Regions from separate parts of the Homo sapiens genome. Here region 1 is linked to region 2. A link is a contact called in ENCODE Hi-C data. All regions are on one chromosome and are shown on one strand. The core of a region is the stretch at or near the end of the contact, and the rest is flanking DNA. Distances in the headings are between cores, read along the strand shown.

Region 1 (3,011 bases), core at 41-2,540, 570 kb before region 2:
TCAACAGTGTTTTTCAGAAAAAATTTTTTAAAACATTTTAACACTTGTTATGTAAAATGATGAAGAAAGACCAACATAACCTTTAAAGATGTGTTTGATATTTTGGGGAGAGGAAGCAGCATAGATGCACAGCAATACTGTCATGTTTGTGATTTTTTTTTTAATGGTGGTACTTTATTTTATGAAAGATAATTTTCAGATAATTGTTGAAAGTACATTTTAAAATTAAAGTATTTTTGGAAATTCCTTGTTGCCTTTAGTGGTGACTACTTTGGAACATAACTACTTAGGGTATACTTTTAGTATGTTTACTTAAAATTAGTCAAAGCTTACAGATTTCTATAGATTTGTGACCTAAATATTGTCAACGTGACACGACTATTGTAAAAAATAACTTCTTAATACAATTATTGTGTTATTGTTATTAGATCTGTCTGAAGCAAAAGAAACCATGTAATGTGTATTTTTCCTTTAACATCACTCTACTGAAGTATTATTACTTTGATATGATTTTTTTCCAAGTTATTCCAAAAGTCAATTATTGTCTATCAGTGTGTGAATTAGAAAAAAGATGTTTTTATCCTAATTTGTTTATAATTTTCAACAATATATAAGAAGCACATGGCACCCTGGGTTCTGGGAAGGCAAAATTCAAGCACATAGGCTGACAGATTGTCTTGGGGTTTATGTGGTATCTGTCATTGGCATTAGCCTTGAAAGTGATGTAAGACAGGTTGACAGATCCTATAGTTGTATGTGCGTGTGTCTACCCCCTTAAAATAGCTTTTTTCTTATATGTTTTCATATTAGAAAGCAGTTTGACAATACATAAGAAACCTAACTCAAACAAGAACAACAAAAATGCAAATCTAACTTAATATACCTTTTTAAGACTCTTCTACTCATGATTGACTTTAGAGACCATAAAATACAGCAGTGGAAAAAGTCAATAGATTGTGAAATTGGATGTAAATTGTGCAACTAATCAATATGAATGTTCTTGACATTTTTTCAGGAATTTTAAGCAATTTTACCACAGACAATGATTTTTTTTTTAAAAACACATCTGAGATTTTTGGGTAACGAGGCTATTTCCATTAAAAGCCATGAGGATGATATTCTTGAGAATATGAGCAAAAGCTAGAATTCCGAAGTGAAAATTCTTACATTTATATTTCTATATACCTACCTTGGTAGAAGATTCTTCTTTGGAACAAATTACTGCTTAATCTTACTCTTGCCAGATACTCAATTTAGGTAGCCACAATTTAAAAGTCCAAGAAGAGAAAGAACTTTGATAGAAAAGCCTTTCTTCTTAAATACCTCTGTCTGGATTTTTATTGGAGTTAAGAGAAAGGTTGAGAGAGGGTAAAGTTCTGTATTGATATTCTTTACTGAAACAAAGAAATAATAGTTGCAGTTGCCAGTTTGGCAGCTTCATCTATAGAACTGTGATCCAATCACTGTCCTAGCAGGCCCTGGGGCAGCACACAGAATGCTCAAGTACAGTGGTTTTCAAACTTGACTGCACATCACAACTATCTGGGAAGCTTTAAAAAATTCCACTTCTCAGACCTTACCCCAGAACAATTTATCAAAAGTTATGGGGCAGAAGACAGACAAAGTAATTTAATTTTGTTTTAAAAATTTTATTAATTTTATTTATGTTAGTTTTTTCCTTCCAACTTTTATTTTAGGTTCAGGGGTACCTGTGTAGGTTTGTTACATGAGCAATTTGTGTGTTTCTGGGGCTAGTTGTATAAATTATTTCATCACCCAGGTAGTGAGCACAGTACTCAACAGGTAGTTTTTTGATCCTCACCCTCCTCCTGCTCTACACCATCAAGTAGGCCCTGGTGTCTATTGTTCCCTTCTGTATGTTCCCGTATACTCAATGTTTAGCTCTCATTTCTAAATTAGAACTTGCAGTATTTGGTTTTCTCTCCTTGAATTCGTTTGCTTAGGATAATGGCTTCCACCTGCATGCACGTTGCTGCAAAAGAACACAAGAATTAAAAAACTCCCCAAGTTATTGCAAAGTGAAGCTTTGTTTGGGAACCACTGTTGTTAAAGGCTATAGATACTGGAGTTTTAATGTGTCTATACATATGTATCAGAACTGACATATATATATGTATAGTAAGAGTTGGTTTATTTGAGAAGAAGCTTATTTGGGAAGAAGGAATTTAAAGAATGGAAAAAGGAGGCAGTTGAAATAAATTCTTTGTCTTAATTTTGGAAATAACAGAAGATATCTAGTGGTGGGAGATAATTAGGAAATAGAATCCTTCTAGTTTCTTATTTTCAATTTCATATTTATTTCCCAGATGTGTAATTTTAAAGATACTGTATACATGCATTTGAGCTACTTAAAATGTTAAATATATAGAAATTACTTAATACATTTTTCTGAAGCTAATAATGAATATCTGGACTGCTTAATGGATAATAAATTCTCCAATATATGTTGTATTCTGTAAGTATGTGGTGTTATCCCATTATCTAAATCAGATGGATAAATTCAATGTACACTTGTCTACCAAAGATGGGAGGTATTACACAATCTATTTTCAATTTATGGCAAAAGGATGTAGTAAATTACACAATTTTATGTATAAAATGAAGGCAGGTACTGAGAAATTTACTCATAGGAAATAAAATCTATTCATTTGAGAGGAAATTACCATATGCTAGAAGATGTTATGCTTTATTTTCTAATAGCCATAATTTGTTGAATCCTTACCATGTCCTAGACTATGTGCTAATCACTTTATGTAGATTAGCTCTCCTCATGCTCACAACAAACCCTTGCAATTTATGTTATTATTATCAGATCACTGATTAGATAATAAATTAGAGAGGAGTCACGTAAGTTGCTCAAATTCACTAAAATAGCTGGGAAAGGAATTGACCTTAAATTTGCCATATTTGAGAGCTTGAACTTTTCCCTTCATTACGCTGCTTTGTCTCTCAAATCCAATTATTTGAACCACTGAAGTAATTACTATATT
Region 2 (2,807 bases), core at 303-2,802:
GTTATTAGGAAATTACATTGTATTCCAAAAGCATGCCTATTCTGGCCACTCTATTGTAATACTAGAGATGCTTTCTATGCCTGAAAACAATTTTCATGCTAAGATGTTGAGTGTACACCATGCAGCCACATGAAACTAGGTATTTTACATATTATTACATTTTAATCCTCATATCAACAATGTTGACTGGTATCATATCCCTCATCTAAAACATCATAATATGTTTTAGATGAGGAAACCAAGTATCATGCCTAGGGTTCCATATAAATTGCAGAACCATAATTTGTACTTAGGCACATATAGTGAGGCAGGATATTAAAGAAAGAAAAGCAAAATAAAAATTAAAAGAAAAAAATAAAACAAGCTGCCTGTGTTAGGCAGACTCATTTCAAAGGCAGTAACAGGCAAAGTTTTGATAACGTTATCTAAGGGCCAGAGCTCAAAGGGATGTGCCCTGAAGACTTTCCCAGCACTCCCTCAATATAGAGATGTGAGGAGATAAGTTCTCCTATCTCTCCTTTAGTGTAAGTAAACTTCCCCCTCGAATCCCATGCCGTCTGCTATGTAACTATATCTTGCTCCTTGCTCTGTAAGTGTTATGAGTTCTTGTTTTCCCTATAGTTAATGATTGTAGGTTCCTGCTTTTTCATCTAAGCAGTGTAACAAAGGTCACCAGACGTGCCTGAGCAGGTCTAGCTTACAGCCAGCTGGACGCCATGGTGGGGGGGTCGCAAGATGAGTATTTGTGAAACTCCTTTGAACTTTGAACTAACCCAGATAATGACCATCTGGGCTGCATAGTAAGGGGTATACTAAACCTGAGTTATATGCCTGGCATAGCCTGATTAAGTGCCTTTGTCTTGTTTCTGTACATTTGTTTTCGCACCACTTAGGAGTAGGTATATGAGCAAGACCTTGTCTTTGTTCGGGGCCCAGTCTTTGGACATTGAGTCTGCTGTGTCTGAGTGCACTCAATAAAGATTCTCCTGCTTTACTCCGAGGTCTCTCTTGCCCTCCTGATTTTTCTGCAACATTTCTGGTGCGCCAGCCAGGAGGGAGAGATGACAGATTGGCTGTCTCCTTTGCCTGTGGGTCTGGGGCTCCCAGCCATGGGAGATCAGTTACCCCAAGCATGCCACTGGGAGAACCTCAACCTGAAGGGGAGATCGGCTCTCCTGCTTCTCCGGCGCCCCTCCCCTAACAGTGCAACAGAACCTGGAAGGGGTTACAGGACAATCCCAGAAGCAGCTCTACTGAACTGTGGTAAGGTTTTGGGGCTCAAGGCAGGACCTGTCCCGTAAGGACAGAAGAGGAGCTTGATCACCTCCCGAGGTATAACCACTAATTTGACCCAGAGAGGCTGGAGGTGAGAGTGGCTCTGCAATTCAGATGAAACTTATACCCCAACTGACATGGTATGTGAGAGAGGATTGCTAAGTCAGTTAGAAAAGGGAACTGGGAGAGGGGAAGTGTGTGAAACTGCGTGAGAGATGGTTCTGGGAGGGACTAACGCAGGAAGTAATGTGGGGAGACACAGATCTCTTAGTGTGGACTGTGTGCTCCGAGCGGTGTGGGACCGACCTGGGCTAGTGACAATCCACATCTGGCTAATAGGAGCTGCCCCCTGGCTGCAGCATCCGTGGTGGGAATAAGGAACTCTCCTAGCTAAGCAGCATCTGAAAACTCCCGTAATAGGAGACGGTCTGGTCGGTCAGAAAAGAAAGAGCGAGTGCACATCGTAAAGGGAGGAAATGTGGGGACAGTTGTTGAAACCCACTCCATTGGAATGTACGTTAAATAATTTTAAGAAAGTTTTTTCAGGGGATTATGGAATTAAACTGACCCCCCAAAGGTTGAGAACTCTCTGTGAATTAGAATAGCCCTCTATTGGTGTCAGTTGGCTGGCCGAGGATATTATAGATAGGGAGACAATAGGCCGGGCATTTAAGGTGGTGACCAGGGTCGGGGGACAGCAAGGGTAACCAGACCAATTCCCCTATATCAATTCATGCCTCAATATTATATAAAACTGACCAGCATGGTTGCAACCCTGTTTGGCAGCATATTGTAAGACACTAGTGGCCCAAGCAGCCGAACCCAAAAGTAAAATCAGCCATGCTGGCAGCTGCAGAGAAAAAGAAAAAGCTACAGGAAAGGCAAGATAAACGAGTTTTACAGGCACCTCAGGAGGAAACAGAATTTCCTCATCCTCCTTAGGTTCCAATCAACCCCCCTTTACCAAGACCAACTGCTTTTGCTGCTGGTTCATCTGTGAGGCCAACTGCCCCAGCTGCCCACAAGGAGTTAAATCCGAGTGGGTACATGCTCCCAGCCTCACCTGAGAAGGAGGAATCAGAGCTACAGAAAGTTAGGGCGGAAAGCCTAGAAAGTCAGGTAGGCTGTCTCAGGTCTGGCCGTGCCCAAGTCATGCAAATTGCTCTTCAGGAAATGAGAGGACCTGTCTATTATCAAGAGCATGGCCACATCCAGGGGGCAGAGTGAGCTTTTGTTTACCAGCTCTTTTCAATCACTGATCTCATGAACTGGAAGCATCATGCTCCCTCCTACACAGAGAAGCCACAGGCTTTTATAGACTTGATGCAGTCCATTATTCAGACAACCAATCCAACCTGGCCAGATTGGAAACAGCTTCTTCTGACACTGTTTAATATGGAAGAGTGCCAGAGACTGACACAGGCAGCCCTCCAGTGGCTAGAAGCAAATGCTCCTGCAGACACAGTTAATGCCCAGGCATATGCGCAGGGCCAGTTCCCTGAAACAGACCCCAATTGGGACCCAAATGACGC

Evidence for each region. A loop is a pair of places that touch in the nucleus more often than their neighbours do. Pooled maps may share reads with other maps.
Region 1: a loop to region 2 is called in a map with no recorded cell type, with 2.9 times the contacts of the local background. The contact joins the promoter of OPRPN here to the enhancer-like site in region 2. A Hi-C loop is called at or near these places in 6 of 37 single-sample maps with no recorded cell type and 3 of 50 pooled maps.

The regions. Positions count from the first base shown.
Region 1 is chr4:70,396,219-70,399,229 of GRCh38, reverse strand. It overlaps OPRPN (opiorphin prepropeptide), which reads right to left and starts at 1,290. Exons shown (of 3, transcript NM_021225.5): 1 at 1,190-1,290.
Region 2 is chr4:69,830,601-69,833,407 of GRCh38, reverse strand. It overlaps a transcript of SULT1E1 not described here. Among named protein-coding and RNA genes, the nearest start is that of SULT1E1, 28 kb to the left of the region's middle. RefSeq lists enhancers at 523-817, 2,300-2,389 and a silencer at 1,382-1,561. Within about 2 kb of position 1,552, at least 11 of the 41 ENCODE cell types and tissues checked have a DNase peak (open chromatin) inside an H3K27ac peak, as active enhancers do.